Linked DNA regions of Homo sapiens: regions 2 and 3 are each linked to region 1. A link is an interaction called in ENCODE POLR2A ChIA-PET data of the cell type or tissue named here. Cell type or tissue: CD4-positive, alpha-beta T cell. All regions are shown on one strand. Links, peaks and the distances in the headings refer to the core of each region. The heading gives the core; the rest is flanking DNA.

The links. ChIA-PET counts read pairs that join two places held together with the same protein. Peaks named below come from ENCODE experiments on the same cell type or tissue, not always from the same donor. Only the 100,000 strongest peaks of a DNase experiment are listed, where the experiment ranks them.
Region 2: POLR2A ChIA-PET joins it to region 1 with 11 read pairs; 10 of 35 experiments call an interaction of 5 or more read pairs at or near these places.
Region 3: POLR2A ChIA-PET joins it to region 1 with 10 read pairs; 8 of 35 experiments call an interaction of 5 or more read pairs at or near these places.

Annotation. Positions count from the first base shown.
Region 1 is chr17:2,263,605-2,270,997 of GRCh38, reverse strand. All of the region lies in intron 8 of SMG6 (SMG6 nonsense mediated mRNA decay factor), which reads left to right. Among named protein-coding and RNA genes, the nearest start is that of SMG6, 36 kb to the left of the region's middle. RefSeq lists enhancers at 3,702-3,991, 4,882-5,091. In CD4-positive, alpha-beta T cell, for the core only: no CTCF peak of the experiment used is centred there; DNase peaks (open chromatin) are centred at 4,007, 4,407 and 4,757; H3K4me3 peaks cover 1,961 bases; H3K27ac peaks cover 3,950 bases.
Region 2 is chr17:2,212,391-2,219,783 of GRCh38, reverse strand. The region is part of intron 10 of SMG6 (SMG6 nonsense mediated mRNA decay factor); the gene reads left to right. Among named protein-coding and RNA genes, the nearest start is that of SMG6, 88 kb to the left of the region's middle. RefSeq lists enhancers at 3-939, 3,412-3,621, 3,984-4,832, 5,187-6,386 and a silencer at 3,932-3,981. In CD4-positive, alpha-beta T cell, for the core only: no CTCF peak of the experiment used is centred there; DNase peaks (open chromatin) are centred at 3,753 and 4,053; H3K4me3 peaks cover 1,141 bases; H3K27ac peaks cover 3,815 bases.
Region 3 is chr17:2,086,190-2,093,582 of GRCh38, reverse strand. The region is part of intron 13 of SMG6 (SMG6 nonsense mediated mRNA decay factor); the gene reads left to right. It overlaps SMG6-AS1 (SMG6 antisense RNA 1), which reads right to left and starts at 3,845. Exons shown (of 2, transcript NR_199038.1): 1 at 3,814-3,845. RefSeq lists enhancers at 3,714-3,793, 3,824-3,923, 3,944-4,043, 4,054-4,233, 5,595-5,644. In CD4-positive, alpha-beta T cell, for the core only: no CTCF peak of the experiment used is centred there; DNase peaks (open chromatin) are centred at 3,312 and 3,912; H3K4me3 peaks cover 1,599 bases; H3K27ac peaks cover 1,845 bases.

The sequences.
Region 1 (7,393 bases), core at 2,282-6,281:
AGTAACACAATTAAAGTTACAACTGTAGGCCTTTCCTCCTGTGTGTAGAGAGAAACTTCTCAAGCCACATGAATAGAGCATAGAGAGTTCAAGAAATGTTAGGCATCTGATAGACCAATTATTGTTTCGAAAGATTGAGTCTGAAAATGCCCATTTCGTAAGGAAGCATCTTGAACTAGTGACACCTTGGGGAATGGGGCATTAATTTGACGCCCCCTGGGCATGGAAAGTTGATGACCTTGTTTCAAAGGCTGGGGTGTAGTTGGAAAAGTGCCTAGGCTGTAATGCCGGAGTTGGTTTCTAAGTTAGTGGGAATAGAGGTTGAAAGAGATCACACAGAGGAGTGATTGCCTTTTAAAGTATTTTAGTTGAAGAATTTTTTTTTTCCTTGAGACATGGTTCCTCTCTGTTGTGCAGGCTGGAGTGCAGCAGCATGATCATCGCTCACTGAAGCCTCCATCTCCCAGGCTCAAGTGGTCTTCCTGCCTCAGCCTCCTGAGTAGCTGGGACTACAGGCATGTGCCACCATGCCTGGCCAATGTTTTTTATTTTTCATAGAGGAAGGGTCTCGCTGTGTTGCTGAGACTGGTCTCAAACTGAGCTCAAGTGATCCTCCCACCTCAGCCTCCCAAAGTGCTAGGATTACAAGCATAAACCACTACACCTGGACTCTAAAGAACTATTTTCAGTAGGTCATATATTATGTAGGTGTATATGTGATTATTTTTCTTCTCTTGCATTATTAGTGGCATATTATACACACTGGTATATTCACCTTTTTTTTTCCCTATTGCTACTGGACTTCGGAGATCCTTCTCTGAGTAATTGCCCTCAAATCCATTGTATCTCTCTAGAGCCTGGCTGATAGCCTTCATAATTTTGTCTAGTATTTGTATGTCAGAGCCAGGATAGTGCAGAGCTTTGGAAAGTCCTGAGTTCAAGTGCTAGTTTTTTTGTTTTTTTCGTTTTGAGACAGAGTCTCACTCTGTCGCCCAGGCTGGAGCATAGGGGCGCCATCATAGCTCACTGCAGTCTCAAACTCCTGGGCTCAAGCCATCCTCTTGCCTTGACCTCCCAAAGCACTAGGATTACAGGCGTGAGCCACCATGCCTGGCCTGAAGTCCTACTTTTATCAGATATTAGCTGCGAGACTTTGGGCATGTTCTGTAACCTGGCTGAGCTTTAGTTTTCTATCTGTAAGATGATGACAGTGATAACCTTGTTTCCCTAGGGCTGGAGCTCATAGTTTCTGCTTGGAATTTTGCATGCTGCCTCTTCCCAAATCTCTCGTGATTTTCTTAGAGGTGCTATTGAAAGTTGAGAAGGACAGTTTTCTTTCTGAGTTGGAATACGTGGCTACACAAAGTTGGATAGTATATTTTCTTTTTGCATTTAATCAGTAGACCAGCAAAGTGAAAGTTGGTTAGCAAAGGAGCATGGCTTCCCTGTGGAAAACCCAGGCCAGGTGGCCTGTAGCACAGAACGTTCACCACATGCTCAACTTGTTGTATTTGCTTGAGGGCTATTTTTTTTTTTTTTAATGTATAGTTTTTTGTTTTGAAAGTGTGTTATGTAGGTGGCATTTTCTTTTCTTTCTTTTTTTTTTGGGACAGAGTCTCATGCTGTCACCCTGGGCTGGAGTGCAGCGGCACGATCTCGGCTCATTGCAACCTTCGCCTCCCAGGTTCAAGTGATTCTCATGCCTCAGCCTGCCAAGTAGCTGGGATTACAGGCACCTACCACTGCACCCGGCTAATTTTTTTTTTTTTTTTTTTTTTGAGATGGAGTCTGGCTCTGTCGCCCAGGCTGGAGTGCAGTGCTGCGATCTCGGCTCACTGCAAGCTCCGCCTCCCAGGTTCAAACCATTCTCCTGCCGCAGCCTCTCGGGTAGCTGGGACTATGAGTAGCTGGGACTACAGGCGCCTGCCAACATGCCCAGCTAATTTTTTGTATTTTTAGTAGAGACGGGGTTTCACCATGTTAGCCAGGATGGTCTCGATCTCCTTACCTCGTGATCTGCCCGCCTCGGCCTCCCAAAGTGCTGGGATTACAGGCGTGAGCCACCGTGCCTGATCGTTTTTTTTTTGAGACGAAGTCTAACTCTGTCGCCCAGGCTGGAGTGCACTGGCGTGATCTCAGCTCACTGCCAGGTCTGTCTCCCGGGTTCATGCCATTCTCCTGCCTCAGCCTCCCAAGTAGCTGGGACTACAGGTGCCCGCCACCATGCCCGGCTAATTTTTTTGTATTTTTAGTAGAGATGGGGTTTCACCATATTAGCCAGGATGGTCTCGATCTCCTTACCTTGTGATCCGCCCACCTCGGCCTCCCGAAGTGCTGGGATTATAAGCGTGAGCCACCGCTCCCGGCCTAATTTTTGTATTTTTTTAAGTAGCGATGGGGTTTTACCATGTTGACCAGGCTGGTTTCAAACTCCTGACCTCTAGTGATCTGCCCACTTCGGCCTCCCAAAGTGTTGGGATTACAGGCATGAGTCACTGCTCCCCACCCAATATTTTCTTTAGACTCATCATTTGTCTTTTCAGTGCCCCTTGCGTAGTTTGTGCACCTGAGCTGCTGCTGCTGTGAAAGCTGCTGTGTATGAGTGGTACACATCTAATTCCTCCACCCTCCCCGCAAAACAATTATAGATCAGAGCATGGTTTTATAAGGTTTCCTTAGACAAGGTGACTTGCTTTCTGTTGGAATGAGTTCTAATTCCTAGAGTTGTATCATGAGGCTTTAGGTTTATAGTTTGAGAGCCAGTACCCATTATGAAGCTTAGAAAAAGCTTTTAGACTGGACACAGTAGCACATGCCTATAATCCCAGCATTTTGGGAGGCTGAGGTGGGAAATTGCATGAACCCAGGAGTTGGAGACCAGCCTAGGCAACATAATGAGATGCCGTCTCTAATAATAATAAAAATATTTCACTTAAAAAATACATAAATAAGGCTGGGTGCAGTGGCTCACGCCTGTAATCCCAGCACTTTGGGAGGCCAAGGCAGGCGGATCCCGAGGTCAGGAGATCGAGACTACCCTGGCTAACACGGTGAAACCCCGTCTCTACTAAAAATACAAAAAATTAGCCGGGTGTGGTGGCAGGCGCCTGTAGTCCCATCTACTCGGGAGGTTGAGGCAGGAGAATGGTTTGAACCTGTGAGGTGGAGCTTACAGTGAGCCGAGATCGCGCCACGGCACTCCAGCCTGGGCAACAGAGCGAGACTCTGTCTCAAAAAAAAAAAAAATAATAATAAAAATAATTAAAAATACATAAATAAGTAAATACATTAAAAAAGAAAGCTTTTGGCCTGGTTCTCTCTGGATAGCACAAGCACTGATTTAATCTATAATGATAAAGAATAGTTGAGTCTCTGCACTAGTAGGTAAGTGCTTTATCTGTGATAACCCAGTTATTTCATTGTCTCATAATTATATCATCATGACAGAGAAAGCCAGCTTAATTTTTTGGCCTCATGGATATAAAGACTCCATATCTTGCTGGGAACAGTGACTCAACGCCGGTATAATCCCGGCACATTGGGAGGCTGAGGCAGGAGGATTGCTTGAATCCAGGAGTTCATTCATGACTAGCCTTGACAACGTAGGGATACCCTGTCTCTACTAAAAAAAAAAAATTAGCCAGGTGTGGTGGGTGGTCCTAGTTACTCGGGAGCCTGAGGTGGGAGAATACTCTGGTCTGGAAGGTTGAGGCTGCAGTGAGTCTTGACTGCTCCACTTCACTCCAGCCTGGGTTACAGAGTGAGACCCTGCCTCAAAAGAAAAAGATTCCGTATCTGTAAGGTGGGCATCAGAAAATTTTTTAGGGTTTTTGTGAGTTGACTTCATGTCTTTAATTAGTCCTATGCTTTTGTAAAGTAGTTTGCAATATGTACCTCAGGCTGTACTCTTCACTCTGGAAGCTATTTGAAAAGTGTGTGAACTGCAGTTTGGCAGCACGTGATGACAGCAGTTCATTAGAGCCTCTTTCTGTGGGAAGAAGCAGATTGGTTTTCTTTTTCTTAGGCCATGAGAAACAGCTTAGTGGGATCCTCAAAGAAGGTCAGAACCAGAACCGGGTTTTTCAGATGTTGATAATGTGAGGTGGGTTGCAAGGAGCAGCCCCTGGTAGGCAAGGATTGGGGCTGCTTTGTCCAGATCACTGCTGGACTGTAAGGCTAATGTCTTTGTGGTTGGTAGTGAGTGCAAGTTTCTCAAAGTACATCAGCCCTACCTATAAACCCTTAATGCCCCAAATGACCTCGGTCACCAAACCACTTCAGGGCTTTATTTTTATCCTATCCGTTTTGTTTCAATATGTGAGGTTGGTTTCTTTCCTCTAACAGAGCAGAGTTCTCTGGGGGAAGAAACAGAGTGCCAGGGTGCTGCTGAGGCTGGTTAAACACCAAAACCACACTCTTCATCTTTCTGGGGTTGAGACGTGACATAAGCCATGCTGCAAACGCCAGCTTCCACACTGAAGAAACCTCTCTCAGTAGTCACTTTGTTTATTTTTTGTGTATTGTGTTTTTAGGCAAATAAAATATAGAGGAGTAAATGGTGTACCTTCCCATTCTGCTGTAGACAGAGATCTAACAATGAGCACTTGCTTAAAATCTGCCATTTCCCAGCTTAAGGTTTTTCATCCTCCCCGAGAGTGTTGATGAGAACTCTCAAAACTCACCAGGTCTCAGGAAGCCGGATTACCAGCATATCCTGTTCGCGTGCGTGTGTATATTCTGTGTTACCCACAGGCCACTTTCCACCCCACGTGACCTTTAGTTACCATCCGGAAAGTCAGGACCCAGATACCCGTCAGAATTTCCAGGCCTTGGTTTGGTTTAGACATTTTAGAAGATGTTAACAGCAATAATTGTAAAAGACTTTGAGTGGCACGCATGGTGAACAGAAAGTACTAGATCCTGAAGAGGGGGGAAAGGCATTTCTGTGCTCTTCCTGGTAAAGTGTTTGAAAATGAACATTCAGAAGAAAACCTAAAGCACCTGAAATGCACAGGGGACGAGAATGAGAGGTGATTAGAAGCCCAACACATGCACCAGTTCTTAGGTGGTAAGGCTAAGTTCTGAAGTTCATATTTCATTCTTTAAGATTGTCATATGCATTATTGGTGTTGTTTATAGCATACTCCATCACACTTTATTTTAACCAGCATCTCTAAATTAATATAAACAGACTAATGATTCAGGTAATACCCTAGAACAGGGATGGGCAAAATATTGCCAGTGGCCTATGAGCTAAGAATGGTTTTTACATTCTTATGTCAGGAGTTGTTTAAAAAGAGCAACACGAGACAGAGATGTACGTGGCTCACGAAGCCTAAATTATTTTCTGTGACCTTTTACAGAAAAAATTTACCACTGCTGTAAAAGCTGGGAGAGGTGAATGCAGTTAATGATAAGGTTCTTCTGTTAGGAAATTGATTGTTAATGAGAATGTTATCGCCTTTTAAGCAGACAGTTTTTTTTTTTTGAGAGGCAGTCTTGCTCTGTTGTCCAGGCTGGAGTGCAGTGGCGCAATCTCAGCTCACTGCAACCTCCGCCTCCCAGGTTCAAGCGTTTCTCCTGCCTCAGCCTCCCCAGTAGCTGGGACTACAGGCTCCTGTCACCACCCGCTGCTAATTTTTGTATTTTTAGAAGAGATGGTGTTTCGCCATGTTGGCCAGTCTGGTCTCGAACTCCTGACCTCAGGTGGTCAGCCTCCCAAAGTGCTGGGATTACAGGCTTGAGCCACTGTGCCCGGCCGACAGTTCTTCATTATGCAGGTCTGACCTTGCAGGATGTTTAGCGTTCCTGGCTCTGCTCATTAGATGCCAGTAACGGCCCACACATACTTCCAAACAGTTCCTGGGATGGGTGGTCATATTCTGGTTGAGAACCACTACTTTTGAAGCTTGACAAGGTCAAAAACATTTTGTTAAGGTTTACTCCTTCATTTCCTCTCAGAGAACCTGACTTGGGATTTGGATCTTGATGGCCTAGGGATTAACAATAGTGAGAGAATTTGAGTAGCTAGTGGAATAGGGAGAGTTTTCAGTAGGGTGGAATACAAGATTTTAAGGAAATTTTTTTTTTTTTTTTGAGATGGGGTTTCGTTCTGTCACCCAGGCTGGAATGCAGTGGCGCGATCTCAGCTCACTGCAACCTTCGCCTCCTGGGCTCAAGCAATCCTCCCCTCCCAGCCTCCTGAGTAGCTGGGACTACAGGCACACACCACCATGCCCAGCTAATTTTTGTATTTTCCGTAGAGACGGGGTTTCACCATGTGGGTCAGGCTGGTCTCAAACTCCTGGGCTCAAGCGATCCACCCACCTCAGCCTCCCAAAGTGCTGAGATTATAGCTATGAGTCACTGTGTCCAGCCTAGGAAGTAATTTAATGTTGCGTTTGTTGCTTGACACCTATTTTAAGAATTGAGATTGATTTGTGATTTATGAAAGGTTTGTTTTGATGTTGCTGGTGTTGTGAAAAGCACATTCCTCTCTATGTGAGAGATGGAGTAGCCATCTTTGGCCTTAATATCCAGATGATTTTGAGGTCTGTGGGAATCTGTATGGTGTACTTGAGGGACTTGTTCAAAGCCAATGTAAAGATGTAGTTTTGGCATCTCATGAATAACCTGATATCCCGACTTAAGCCAGAACTCTGGCATTAGAGAATTTTCCAGCTTGGGAGAGTTGACTGAGAAAAGTCCTCCTTTGGCTCCTTGCCAAGTTAGACAAGGGAGCAATCAGCTGCTGAGTTCCAGCCAACTGGAATGTACGTGAGGGGGTACTATAAATCGTCCCTTAGGATCCAGCTTGTGGTCTGTGAAGAGCCTTCCAAATAAGAATGAGACCTGTACATTGGATCCTTGTTCAATCTGCAGCTGCTATAGGAAGGAGTAGTGAGGTGATGTTACTCTGGGAGCAGCTCACTTTATATAGTAACACACTGCCTGTTATGTGGGGTAAGACTGCACTACCCTTTATGTTTTTCCCGTGTTGCGTTTCTCACCAACTTCCTATATTGGTTTTTGTTTCTGACTGTTCTCTTGGGGAGCTGTATCCATAGTTTGATCATTCTGTAAAATCCCTCTTTGCTCTTAAAGGTGCCAGAATTTCATCTCTCTACCCTCTTTTCAACATCTTAGATCTGATGTATTTGAGCTAAGATAGAGAATATGAAATCGTTGTTTTCTTGGCTCGTGATCCTTCCCCAGTCTGCGGGCTGTTTGTTTGACTCCAGGGGGAAACTCCAGGTTCTTCCCCTCTTGGAAGCCTTTCACTTTACTCATAAATATTTAGTATTGAAGTGAACTGTGCTCTTTTTTTTCTCCCTAGTATGAGTGGATAGACTCTCTAGACCAGAAAGAATTTAAAATACTATCTGTACCCTCT
Region 2 (7,393 bases), core at 2,176-6,175, 51 kb after region 1:
GTCACCTAGGCTGGAGTGCAGTGGTGTGGTCATAGTTCATTGCATTCACTGCAGCCTCAAGCTTCTTCTTAGGCTCAAGCAGTCCTCCCATCTCAGCCTCCCAGGTAGATGGGACTACAGGCACGTGCTACCACGCCCATCTGATTTTCAAATATTTTGCAGAGATGAAGCCTCACTATATTGCCCAGGCTGGCCTCAAACTCCTGGGCTCAAGCAGTCCTCTCACCTTGGCCTCTCAAAATGCGCTGGGATTACAGGCATGAGCCACTGCACCCGACCTAGGTTACTTTTTGAAGAAGGTGTATCAGCTTACACTCTTAGCAGTGTTTGAGAATGTCCAGCAACCACCTTCCTGTAGACATTAAGCATTTTATTTATCTTATTTTGTTTTTTATTTTTGAGGCAGAGTCTCGCTCTGCCGCCCAGGCTGGAGTGTGTTGGCGCGATCTCGGCTCACTGCAACCTCCACCTCCCAGGTTCAAGCTATTCTCCTGCCTCAGCCTCCGATGTAGCTGGGACTACAGGTGCCCGCCACCACGCGTGGCTAATTTTTGGATTTTTAGCAGAGATGGGGCTTTGTCTTGTTGGCCAGGCTGGTCTCAAACTCCTGACCTCAGGGGATCCACCCACCTCCGCCTCCCAAAGTGCGGGGATTACAGGCATGAGCCACCGTGCCTGGCTGCATTAAGCATTTTAAATTTTTTACAGTCTTTGGCACAATGTAGGCCTTCATGTATTTGTTGAATAAATGGCAGAATAAAACCTGTCCTTTTAAAAAATAGACTTTACATTTTAAAGCAGTTTTGTGTTCACATCAAGATTGAACAGAATATACATAAAATTCCCATGTACCTCTTGTCTCCCACAACATAAAAACTTCTCCGCTATCAATATCCCACACCAGAGTGGGACATTTGTTACAGTCAGTGAACCTGTATTGACACATCATCACCCAAAGTTCGTAGTTTACATTAGGGTTCACTCTCGGTGTTGTGCATTCTGTGGGTAACTAGCTTATTTTTATACATCACTCTGAGTGAGTAAGTTTGGAGTCATCATGGACTACATTGTCAGGGTTAAATCTTTCACCTCACCTCAGGTGATGACATGCCAGCACCTCAGGTGATGAGTAGCTCAAGCTTGGAAGGTTGGCATGGGTATGTAGGTGAGTAGTCTTGTTGGTTTGCCATTACAGGGAGGAAAGAATGTGGTTTCCTTATTTGGTTATCTTTTTTTTTGAGACGGAGTCTCGGTCTGTCGCTCAGGCTGGAGTGCAGTGGTGCGATCTAGGCTCACTGCAAGCTCTGCCCCTGGGTCCACGCCATTCTCCTGTCTCAGCCTTCGAGTAGCTGGGCTACAGGCGCCCGCCACCGTGTCCGGCTAATTTTTTGTATTTTTAGTAGAGACGGGATTTCACCGTGTTAGCCAGGATGGTCTCGATCTCCTGGCCTCGTGATCTGCCCACCTCAGCCTCCCAAAGTGCTGGGATTACAGGTGTGAGCCACCGCGCCTGGCCTATTTGGTTATCTTATTTTTTTACTAACGAATGAATTGTCTGCACCATAACAGAATGTTATGGGAGAAGCACATCATTCTTTTGGAGTAAAAGCTCTTGGATTAAACCTTCTATTGAGCTGAACAGCAAGAGAGTAGGCTGTCTGTGGGGGCTCAGGGTGCCATACTCAGCCAGACATTTAAACATTTAAATACAGGTGTTACCCATCTCTGATGGTCCTTTTCATTGTTTTTTTTTTTGTTTTTGTTTTTGTTTTTTGAGACCGAGTCTCGCTGTGTCGCCCAAGCTGGAGTGTGGTGGCACAATCTCAGCTCACTGCAACCTCTGCATCCCGGGTTCAAGCGATTCTCCTGTCTCGCCCTCCCGAGTAGCTGGGACTACAGGTGTGCGCCACCACACCCGGCTGATTTTTTTTATTTTTAGTAGAGACGGGGTTTCACCATGTTGGCCAGGATCGTCTCGATCTCCTGACCTTGTTATCTGCCCGCCTCGGCCTCCCAAAGTGCCAGGATTGCAGGCGTGAGCCACCGTGCCCGGCGGTCCTTTTCATTGTTTATTCTTTGGCTCTGGAAGTACTGTGGAAGGTGGCTGAGGGGAGCCAGTGCACTTGGCTGTCTTGGGCTCTAGGTGATGTGCAGGAGGATGGTAGAGGGTAATGAGATATTTTTAAATTTCTTTGCTTTAAAGAGTTCAGAGAGAAGTGTAAAGATGGAATAGAAAAATCCTGCCCAGTTTAGAGTTGGACCATGACTCTTCTGTTTTCTGGTGGTTGGGAGTGGTCAGCTGCCAAAAATGTGATCTCTGCTTTTCCTGAAGACCGTGTGGCTTCATGGTTATGAACTTTGCAATTGATCACATTTTGGTAAAATAATATATATTATACATATATTAATTTTAATAGACTGATGGATATCCATCAAAACTTACCCATGATTCTCTAAGATGGTAGAATTAAACATGTTTTAAATTTTCTTTTTTCTCTGTATTTTTGTAGTTTTCTGAAATTATCACAATACTTTAGTAATAATGTATTGTGTAAATGTATTTTTAAAAATTATAATGATAAAAAGAAATATTTGAAATTAGATAAAACTAGGTTCTAATTCTGATTGTTTACTTGCTGTGTTATGCAAATTACTTAACCATTTCCAAACCTGTTTCTACGTCCAGTACCTTGTGGATGGAATACATTTAATAAATGTTTGTTGAATTAAACTTTCCTGCCATAATGTGTTCGCCACTGATTGCCAGTGTTTCTCCCCTTCCCATAAAGGAAGATTCTGTTTCTTATTTTGAACTTGAATTTCAAAAGAAGCAACTTAGGTTTTGAGGGTATACCAGTTGTCTTGTTTTTTTTTGACATTTTGACATTACTGATTCTTCTAACTCTTCCTGCATTCCAGAAGAACTAACAACCTCATAGATCAATTAGGGAATATTTAGCTCATCTTGAAAATGGAATTATTTTAGCTTCATAAAATGCATAAATCCCTCAACTAGAGTATGTCTCCATGGGGACAAGAGACTATATAATATTTTAGCAAATTCCTAACAATGTTCAAGGCTAACTCCAAAATTAGATGCTTATTCTCACAAAAAAGGGCCAGAAATTTTGAAAAAGTTAGGTGCCTAATCAGTGATTGATTGATTGATTTTCTAAGGTCTGAAAATGTATAAAGAGTTTAGGCAAATAAGAAATTAACAGATTGTTGATTTAAAAAAATTATGTCTTATAGGTAAGTATTTGTGCCTTGCAAAATGTTAATACCTTAGAATTATATTTTTAAAAAATTCTGTAAGACTTCCATGATGATGAAGTCATCAGAATCCCTTTGAGATGGTAATGTTACAGTAGACTGCTTTGAGAAATCACGGTTTAAATCTTCAGCCTACTTTTTCCCCCCCTTTTCTTAGCCCCAAACTGTGGGGACCTCTCTCTCTCCCTCTGAAGACAGTAGAAAGCCAAATCTGTAAAAAAAATTCCTATTACCTCACTAATGCTCTTGACCCCATTCCTTGGATACCTTGGTTGGTCCCTTCCAAGGGAGATTGGGGTAGCTGCTTTACCATCGTGGTACCTGCCATCTGAGTTTCCACCTTGCCCGAGATCCCTGAAGGCCAAAAATTTCTGCCTACTGGGAAGAGGCAGAAATACCTCTATGTGTGCGCTGTTTCTTTAAAAGAAAGTGTAGCGGAAGTGATGCTGCGGGGAACATCTGCACTCAGGGCTGAGGGAGAGCGCGAGATGCACTGCAGCTGGTGTAAGGCCCTGGCAGGCTGAGGCGCTGCTGTCTATAGGGGTTTACTTCTGTCTGCATTGAAACATGGCTTGGGAAGGGGTTGGTGGCCTGCTGCCAGCCTCGGTTAGCCTGCCCTTCTCTTTCCTCTTTCCTCCTCGCCGCCCCCCACCCACCCTCACTCCCCTCCCTCATGCTTTAAAGTCGCATTTCCAGGCCAGACGTAGAATTAATCTCTGGGCACTTCACATTGCTGGCAGCTGAAAGCAGGATGTGGGATCTTTTTTTCTCTCTCTTTCTCTCTCTGCGTCTTGGCTGACTTTTTTACCTCTCGAAGAATTTGGAAGGCCGTGAGATCCCCCCCCACACACACAAGTACTGTGGAGTTTTTCAGCACGCTGATCACCCTGCTGCGGCTTCACCCTAATAGACTTCATATGTTGATGCAGTTGACATCAGTATCAAACTATTTTACATGTGATCTGGTGTATTTCCTGAGGAAATCTGCAAGATATTTATTAAGAACTAATAAAATAAACCTCTCCATGAGTTTTTAGGTAGTTTTCAATTTTTCATGTCTGTCTCGTTTCCTCTTATCAATGAGTTGCTATTTTCTCTCTCTACTCTGACCATCGCAAAAGGAAACAAAAATAAATGTTTTAAACTGTTCCTGAAGGGACAGAGAGAGAATAGTTCTGCCATGATGTATCAGCCGGGACTGTATTTTTAGTGCAGCATTGTAGAAACTAAAAATATCCTGTTATAGTAGATCCTTTTTATAGGTCTGTGTGTGTGTGTGCGCGCGCGTGTGTGTGTGTTTATAATGTACGCACAAGTGCCTTTGTGCATCAGCAGCCACTCTTCACATTACAGCTGGACTCCATTAGTCCTTGAAAATTAATGTAATCCTAGTTAAGAAAAAAATTAATTACTGTACCAGAGCTGTGTTTTATCCAAAGCTAGTGTTAGCTCCCTAGCTGGCAGCTTAGTTTGAGAGGCTCCAGGGCCCCGTGGAGTTGTGGCTTTGGTATCGCAGCATTGGCTGCTGTGTTTTTCCTGTCGAGAGCATTCCTCAGTTCTTTAGGGCTAGACATGTGGCATGCAGAAAGTAACCACAGACCCCTCTGCCTCAGTGAAATATTATGTTCCAGTCTGGTCATCCCCCAAAATGGTGTCCGTCACAGGTTTCACTCACCTGCCATAGCAGGTTTTCTTATCAGGTTTCTTTCCAAGAGAGCTACTTCGACAGCGGTATCTCTGTTCATGTTCTTGAGAGGAGAAATAACATTTATCAAAGTCCAGGAGACACATGGAATTTAACCGGGAGGATTTTGCATGGACAATTAAGAATGACAGTCACATTTTGCCCTTACTTTTTGTTTAAGGATTTGACTAGTTTGTTTAATATACACCTTTTATTATAAATGAGTGTGTCAGCGTTGACTGCCGGTTTCTAGTCAGACTTCTCAGCACCAGCCCTGGGTGAGGGGCTGACTGGCTCAGCATGTGAGTAACGTCTCCAGCTTTGTCATCAGTGTTCTGGGAAGAGATACGGGGCACAGCCGAGAAGCCGTTGCCGTCCACCTCGCCTTCACTCTGCAGCTCTTGTGCAATTGCCTGCTCTGTTGTTGTTTGTTTTTCTTCTTCGGGAGCCTGGATTGGGGTGGGGGGGATTGAGAGTGGGGTAGGTAGGAAGATTGCTGTTTCTTTGCTGGTCAGACTCTCCAGGCTCTCTGCGGAGAGTCCAGGCAGGATCTGTCTGACTTGGATTGCAGTTCTCTTTTTCTGCTGAGCTGGGGTGTGGGCAGCCTAGGCCTGTGTAACTCGTGACAGGCCTCCCAAAGTGCCATGATGGCATGGATCCTCGTGGAGCTGTTGAGAACAAAAACAGGGTTAGTGACCTTTTGTTTCTTTTTGGGCATGGGTTCTGAGACTTATCTCTGGGCCTTATGTTCCTGCTAGTGACTCTAGGTCCCCCGGTCCTCTCCCCATCATCCCCTGGCTGACAAATGGTTGAACTCTCAGCTTCCTGTACTTGATCCCCAAACAGTGTAGTTCAGTAAAAGTAGTAATTAGGGCTTTTACAAATTTATTTTATTAGTGAAGAGAGTTGGTAGGTAATGGGCTGTAATTCTAACACAGCCAGTTTGGAGATTAATAAAAAATTTTAAAAGAGCAGTTTTTACCAGAGGCAGTGGGCCCGTTATTTCAAGTTCTCGGCTGAGCCGAAATCAGAGTGGGGTGGGATCCGTGGTAGACTTTGTTGCTGGGAGGATGCAAAGCCACGTTCCTTGTTGTTACAGTCTGTGCAGTGCCCATCCTTGAGGGTGTTTTACCCTGGCATTGGAAAAAAGGAAACCTTGTTTTCCAAGAACTCTGCTCTCTCTCAGCTTGATAAGCATTTAAAAATAAAAGCTGCACAATTGAAATTGGCAGTGCATCCTCATTCTTTTGTCTCTCTGTTTATTTTTTTCCCTCATCCCTCAACATGTGTGCTACAGCCCATGGTTATTACACCCTCAAGAATGATGGCCTGGAACTCAGCAAACTCGCACCAACGTCTGCCCGCCCTGCATTCTGTTGTTTGAAGCTGGCTGCGGCATCAGGGCCTAGCGCTGAGAGGCCGGGTGGATCAGCCTCCACAGCTCCATCTGTGGCACATTTCCCTTCTCTGAAGCTGCTGCTTGGAATTTTGAGCTTCTCCAGAATCCTGATTGTCAGCTCAATCTTTCTTGTTAGTTTTTGTAGTTAACTTAATTGATTTGTTTACCTCTCCATTGGAGGAGCTCAAAAAGAAAGTGCTTTGGCACTCAGCAGAGCAGTTCTGCCTCTTGAAAAGATTCTTCTGAGGTAGAGTTTTATAATACTGACCCAGAGAAGAAAAAAGATCCTATGGTTTAGGCCAGGGTGACTGTAAGTCCTGGTTTGCCCAGGGATGGATCCTATTTATGAATTACTCATAGCACACCCCTTCACTCTCGGAAGTATCCCAGTTTAGGCGATAAATTTTAGCATCATGCTAGCTTAGATGAATTCAGCAAGAAATAACAGATAACCCACTCACTACAAACTGTTAATTCTTTGTCTAGAAATGTAATGGCTTCGTGAGGCAGCGCCAAACCCTGCCCTGAGCATTGCATGCAGATTCCACTGGAGTCATGCACATGTGACCTCAGAAAGCATTGCTGTGTTTCTGGCTCTGTGAGTGTGGACTGGCCTTCCCGCTTGAGTAGGTCCCGGTTAAGCCAATTTTGAAACATGTCACTTATTTGAGCATTCCTGGTTATCACTGCCTAGTTGGTTGAGTCAGAACCTGGAGTTAGTTTGGTAGGGTGTGGTTTCAGGTTTGCAGACATCCCCGGTTGATGCCTATGAAGGGTTGGTGCCTGATGTAACTGAATAGGGTGCTACTTCAGGTTAGTAGTCCTTGTTTTCTCTTGACTGGTTGGACTGAACCTGGTATTACTGTTTACCAAAGAATATTTTTGGTTTGAAAACTGAAGGTCAGCAGTTCGCAAGTGCCGAACGTAAAGCCAACTCTGTGGTTTGTCTTGTGCCACTGGGCCAGCAGCACTGCAGTCCTGATCGATTGATCTGCAGCAATATAAAACCACGAACAGCAACTGCCAGACAAAACTCC
Region 3 (7,393 bases), core at 1,550-5,549, 180 kb after region 1:
AAACAGCTCAGCCATGTTAGGCAGTGCCCCTCCCACCTCTGAAGAGAGTGGAGATAAGAGGAAAAAAAAATGCCAGCTGCTCAATTATCGAGCACCTACTGGGCCCAGGCATCTCGCTAAGTATTTGATATGTATTCCCTCTGTCTTTTTTTTTCTTTTTGAGTCACGATATCACTCTGTCACCCTGGCTAGAGTGCAGTGGCGTGCTCATGGCTCACTGCAGCTCTGACTTCCCCGGCTCAAGCAATCCTCCTACCTCAGCCTCCTAGTTAGCTCGGACCATAGGTGTGTTGCACCACCATGCCCAGCTTTTTTGTTTGTTTGTTTGTTTTTGACAGACACAGTCTCACTATGTTGCCCAGGCTTGTCTTATCTTTTTTTTTTTTTTTGCAACAGAGTCTTGCTCTGTCACCCAGGCTGGATTGCAATAGAACGATCTGAGCTCACTGTAACCTCCACTTCCTGGGTTCAATAGATTCTCCTGCCTCAGCCTCTTGAGTAGCTGGAATTACAGGAGCCCGCTACTAACCCAGCTAATTTTTGTATTTTTAGTAGAGATGGGGTTTCACCATGTTGGCCGGGCTGATCTCGGACTCCTGACCGCAGGTGATCCACTGCCTCAGCCTCCCCAAGTGCTGCGATTACAGGCATGAGCCACTGCACCCGGCCTGTATTATCTTTTAAACCTCACAAACAACTTGAGCAAACAAAGGCTCAGAGAGGTTAAGTAACTTGTCTAAGGATAAACAGCCAGGAAGTGGCAGTTAGTACTTGAACTCACGTCTGTGTAACTATGAAGCCCAGGCTCTTGTCCAACCTCCTGTATTGCCTTGTCTTGCCTCTTGCCAGAATGGCCCTGTTTTTTATACTTTATTTACCTCATTACTTCCTGTGTGTGCTTCACAACTCCCCTGTTCCCCTGGTTCTCCCTTCAGTGTGAACATCGTCTCCTTCCTAGTAGCCAAATATACGTGTACCTTTTGGGATCTTCAGTAACCCTGTCTTGGGATAGTCTCCCCACCAGCACCAGGTCTTGCCATCTGACCATTTGCCAGTTCCCACCTCCCCTTCTCTAAGAGACTTCAGCACACACCTGGTGGTTACAGGTGGGGACAGCAGGCATCTGTGCAATGCTGGCTGATTGATAATGGCCCTCATTGCCTCCTCTAAGAAGAAAACACAGCTGTTGGGACCAGACACATGGAATGGTGTGGTTGCTGTGGGTGGACCAATGATGTTAGCATTTCATCTTGTGACCCAATGACCCTTCAGCTAGCACAGGCCAACCATAGGACTACGGAGGGTTGGATCTGGACACCGGGATTAGAAATGACTGAGAAAGGCCGGGCGCGGTGGATCACTTGAGGTCAGGCGTTCGAGACCAGCCTGGCCAACATGGCGAAACCCCGTCTCTACTGAAAATACATAAATTAGCCAGGCATGGTAGTGCGCACCTGTAATCCCAGCTACTCAGGAGGCTGAGGCAGGAGAATCGCTTCAACCCGGGAGGCGGAGGTTGCAGTGAGCTGAGATCATGCCAGTGCAACTCCAGCTTGGGTGACTGAGCAAGACTCTGTCTCAAAAAAAAAAAAAGAAAAAGGGGCCAGGCGCAGTGGCTCACGCCTGTAATCCCAGCACTTTGGTTGGCCAAGGCGGGCGGATCACGAGGTCAGGAGATCAAGACCGTCCTGGCTAACACGGTGAAACCTCGTCTCTACTAAAAAAAAACACACACACACACAAAATTAGCTGGGCGTGGTGGCGGGTGCCTGTAGTCCCAGCTACTCGGGAGGCTGAGGTAGGAGAATGGCGTGAACGCGGGAGGCAGAGCTTGCAGTGAGCCGAGATCGCACCACTGCACTCCAGCCTGGGCAACAGAGCGAGACTCTCTCTCAAAAAAAAAAAAAAAGCAAAAAGACTGAGAAAGTAGCCTGTACTTAACGCTTTACATAGAAAGAGGCCCAGCTATAGCAGGGGTAGGGAAAGAGTGAAATACTGTTTGAATTGATCCCTTGGACAGTATGCTCCGAGGTTGTCAGGAGATGCATCTGGTCCAAGGATGTGTGCTTTTTCTCACTCTGTCCCCCTTATCATTCAGCCCCTGCACAGGTTCTTTCTTTCCCTCCTCTCTGACCCATGAGCCTCTTTCTCAATTTCATACCAACTTCTTCTGACTCAAGTAGGCTGTGAATGTCTGTCTCCCCATCCTAAGCTACTGCCTGTGTCTTCAGACTGACTGTGCATCCTTGTGGCCAGTTTCGCTCCTGCCTTCTGGAGTCTGCTTCCTGCCAGGAGGCCCCTCCCCCTAGGAATGTGAATAAACCATTTCCTCTGTCCTCCCAGCTCCAGAGGATTCCCTGTGTGGTATTTTTTATTTCTTGTGTCTGAACTTCCATTGGCAGACCCCTTCGTAGGCTGGCCCACCCTTGGCTGCTACAGAATTGAGCTTCCCACCCTTCAGTTTCCTCTGAGGGTGAGTAGTGCATAACTAGAGGTTCCCAGTTTGTGAAAACACATTAGTCTGAGTTAAATTTCTTGTGGCCAATCCTGGAGGTTTGGCTCATTAAAGATGATAATTAACCCATTGCTAATTGACCTCAGAAGCCAGCCAAGCAGCCTGTATTTTACCAGCCTTGGTGTTGGATTTGTAGGCTATTTTAAGGTTTCTTAATAATCTCAGAAAGACTTCATGTTCCTGTCTGCATCTTATTTGCTCTAAGGACATTCTGTAAAATTAACAAGCTATAAAGTTTGATTGAAGGTTTCAACAAATGTGAGAATAATTGGCTCCATTTAGAGAAACAAGAAAAACAACCTGTAAACTTGAGTTTGTGGGGGGAAACCCGTGTGATTGTTCTCTTTAACCAGAGGAGCAGTAGCAAGCTGGACTGTTAAGACTAGAAAAAAGAACTGGCTGATAGTACAAGTTTAAACTCCGATTTCTCCAAACCAAAAATTCAGAAAAAGAAATTTTGCAAAATGACTAGTAACCATGGTTGTGCCTTCCAAGAAGCCTGTTTGGAGAAAACGGGGACCAGGTAACGATAGAGCGAGTCCCTCACTCCCTAGAGCTTGCATCCAGGGTCCTGGCTCTCCAGCCCTTCCTCATATTCCCTGGCTAGATTTGGAGGTTTTCTCCCTTCCCCGGGGCTGCCCTGAGGTGTTAAGTCTTGCAACTCAGAGCACATGAGTATGTGATACCTGGTGCTTAGTTCCCGTTCTCTCTTACCCTCCCTACCTTCATAAAGCAGCATATAGCTCGTTTTCTCTCCCCAACCCCCCTCCCCCGCCGGGCATCTCTACCCACACTGTGCTTGTTCCCTACCGAGTGGCTGTGAAGAGTCACCAGTTTTCAGAGAACACCATTTTTTCTTCTTTCCTTTTTTTTTTTTTTTTTTTTGAGACAGAGTCTCGCCTTGTTGCCTGGGCTGGAGTGCGGTGGTGCAATCTCGGCTCACTGCAACCTCCACCTCCCAGATTCAAGCGATTCTCCTGCCTCAGCCTCCCTAGTAGCTGGGACTACCACATGTACTACCACACCCGGCTGATTTTTGTATTTTTAGTAGAGATGGGGTTTCACCATGTTGTCCAGGCTGGTCTTGAACTCCTGACCTCAGGTGATCTGCCCACCTTGGCCTCCCAAAGTGCTGACATGACATTCGTGAGCTACCGTGCCCAGTCAAGAAACACCATTTTTCTTTACTTCTCCACCTCTCCACCTTAAATACCCCAGAACAGTAACCCAGTCTACTCTCTTGACCTAGAGGTTTTCTCCTTTGTTCCTCGCTCCCCTTGGCTCCAGCCCCTACTTACCCGATGCTTACATTATCTCTCTCTAAGGAACTGAGCCTAGGAGAGAACAGCCTCCGGTATCGCCTCTCCACATCTCACTTTCAGTTTTCCTTTCTGCTTGGTTCTTTGCGTGTGGACTTGATTAGAGTGATAACTGGAGCCCTAAAGCTAAAGGTTTCAGTTCCTGCTGCAGTGGTAAGCTGCCTCCGACAATCTTCAGGGGAAGGGAAAGGGGCTTTCTTTCAGCTCTTCCCTGACCTAAAGCCCCAGTTTTCTTTCCCAAGCTGATTGAAATGATTTGTATGTGATATTTTGTCAATTAACTTGGGAATTCTTGACAATCGCCTACACAGTGCATCTCCCTCCAGAAGGGTCAGGACTGTGACTGAGAAGGTACACCGCAGAGGAGAGGTCCGTAGGCTCCCCAGGGTGTTCCCTGGCTGGCGGCCCTTTTAGTCGCCTCTATCCCCAGTCCAGCCCCACGTGCTAATGTAGCCCAGGAAGGGAGCCTCTCCCGCCCAGCTCTTTCTCCTCTGGAGGATCCAGAGTTTGCCCCCAGAGCTGCGATATACATGCCACTTACATTCTCTGGTTTTCATTGATATAGAGTGGAAAAATGTGCTCACGAGCAGAGTTAACTGTGGGGATGATGTCACAGACTTCATCTGGAGTCCTTCCTCTCCAAGCAGGGAGTCCAGCTTTAACCCCTCTCCTACCAGGAAGTCCTCCTAGACCAAGCAAAGATCATCTTGGAATTGGCTTTTTGTCAGTGGTTTGAAAGGCTTCTTTCATTATGAAGTCTCTTATTAACTGTATTTAAACTGTCTTGTGTTGCTTTTTCCCTGACTCAAGTGCTGGAGGCTTTGTCTAGGAGAATATTCCCGTAAGTCTCCTACAGAACTCCAGCATCAAGAGAGCGGTGGTCCTCTCCCCAGTGGGCTTATTCCCCCCAAGTTAAGACAGAATGCTTTTGCAGACAGGCCAGTGAGCTACAGACAGAAGGTTTCTCTGTGCCTCTGGGCAAGCCCTGGACATTCTGCCTCTCAGTTTCTCCATCTACTAAAGAGCTCAGACTGTGCACTTCTCACTCCCACAGTACACTTTACACAGCTTTGACCATCCTCCCTGCTGCTTGGATTGCAAAGGACAGGGTACTCTTCCAAAAGACAGACAACCTTTCTCTCTCCAAACAGGTAGAATCCTTTCCAGGCCTGTTAACACCAGGTCAGAGACCCCAGTAGATCACAGCCTTTTGCATATCAGCCAGCAGTTGTCCTTGTCCTAGAGAAGGAACTAATAGCTATGACAGACACAATCCCCAAGGAAACCAATTTCCTTCTAAATGGGGCGGAAATGAAAACTGGGAGAGGGCTACTCCTCGTTGCTTGTGTCCATGGAATAGGCAATTCCCACAGACCCTGTAAGGAAGTGCTGCAGGTGGCCTCAGGATGTCCACATCCCTGGGTCCTGCTGTGCCCTGGAAATCCCCATCTCCAGGAGTCCCACATCCACACATGTGGCTTTTCTCCCTGTCGGCCAGAAACCATGCTTTCTTAGCCACGCAGCATACCATGTAGCCCGTGCTCTAGCAGCAGCAACACTCCTGCCCGCCTGTCTGTGCATGTGTCCGTGGCACACTCCTGTCCTGGGCAGGTTTCCTCTGCACACTTAGCAGGGGTGCCAGTGTACCTCTCATCGTCCAGGTGAGGCCAAGGACAATTGCAAGCTTTTCCTCTGTCCTCTTCTCACTCCTTAGCTCCCCTCTCCTCTCCATTCAGTGGCAGCAGCCTCACACCAAGAAGGAAAATCCTGGACCCATTACATAATTCTCCATAGTGCAAGCAGTAGCTGGGGCGTAAGGTCAGAGGTCATAGTGGGGTCAGGTGGCTGACACACACTGTAACGACAAGGTGGTTAAAATTAGACCACAGAGAGGAAACTGGCAGTCTTGTGGAAATGCAGAAGTTTCCTATGCAAGTGAGAGGCTGGAGATGCAGGGAGGCCACTGTGCGTGCTGCCTGCCAGGCTATTACTCATTTCGGCTCTGTTCTTTAATGCCTTTTAGCCCCTGCTTCTGTATTTCTAGCCTTCCTCATCACATGTTTGAATACACGCAATGGAACCAGGCTTACCTGCCCTGGGCCAAGACAAGCTTCCCTTCTCCTTCACGGAGGCAAGCCCAGGACCAGGCACCCCAAGCTCAAGGGGCTGAACTTTTTCTAAGCCCTTCTGGGTAGCCGAGAACCTTCTACATCAACCTCTCAGGTGAAGGTGGTCAAAGTACTTAGCTTGAGATTCCAGCCTATAATGGTAACAGGGCCAATGGTGAGAGAAAGCAGAGAACACTCCTAGACCGTGTAGGAAAGCGGGGTTGGCTTTTTGGTGAAGGTGGCAGAGGATGCAGCCACAGAGCACACAGTTGACCGGTGTGTGCCGCACTTTCCTGGGCAGCCAGCCTGCACAGCGGTGCTCATTTATTTCCACTGTCTTAGAGAACATGGGTCATGCCTGCTTCATCTGCTCTCTGTGGTACCCAGCCGAGCTTCCCTGGGCTGTCCGTCTTTACTGTGAGCCTACTGTGTGCACAGCTTGTCCTTACAATTCTTGCCAGTGACGTACGAAAACGATGAGATTTAGGCTTTGCCACCAGAGGGGTTGCTGTCCACATGAGAGAGAGAACACCTGCACCTGTAAAATGATCATCAGTAGTCTCCAGGTTAGTACTTCCCTATGTGCTGCAGATAGAAGGCTTATTACTGTGAAGTTCCTTTCACACTAAGAAACGAGGATGCATTAAAAGAGAGGCAGGGGCTAGTCAGTGAGGATGAAGGGGCCGTCCCCTGTGGCACGTCTGGCCACGGACGTGTGTTTCCCATGTGGAATGGCCTTCAGCTTTCAAGCTCCAGATCCAGCAGGGCCCCTCTCCCTTGGTGAGCACTCAGCCAGTAGGGAGAAGAGGATGCTGGAGGCTAGAGATGAAGAGAAGGGCACACAGGGGCAAGCATGGAGGAGAGTGTGAGCCAAGCAAACGGGTGTGGAGGAGAGGGCATGCAGGTGTGGTGCCTCCAGAAGGGGGGCCCAGACTGGGGGACGGTGGACACTTAATCTGAGACACTTACACATTTGACTGTTGCTCAAGATACTGAGTTTCATCTCAGCTAAATCAGCCCAAGCTTCTCTGACAGCACTGACTTGTGTGCTGATGTGGCCACATGGGAGCAGGTTGGCGTAAACGTCAGAAAGAGTATAGCTTTGGTGAAACATCCCCACCTGCTCTGCCTGTCTCTCTCCTGACAATTTCCTGCCTGACTCTAGTCTCTTGAGCATGAGGAGCTCTTAGATAGGGCAGGAACCTGTCAGGGGAAGCCCAAAATGATCTGGTTGAAATGAAACAGCCAAGAAAGCCCTTAGCATTCAATTTGCACTTGGGCTGAAAATTCTCCTTTTGGGAGTCTGGAGCAGGGGTGCTGGGAGAGGAGTGGAGAGTGGCAGCGAGGGGCCCCAGAAAGCTCTATGCTGTGAAAGCACTCCACTCTTCCCTCTGCTGGTTCTAGACCAAACTTAGAAGATATGTCATATATTCTGTTTTGTATCAGGACCT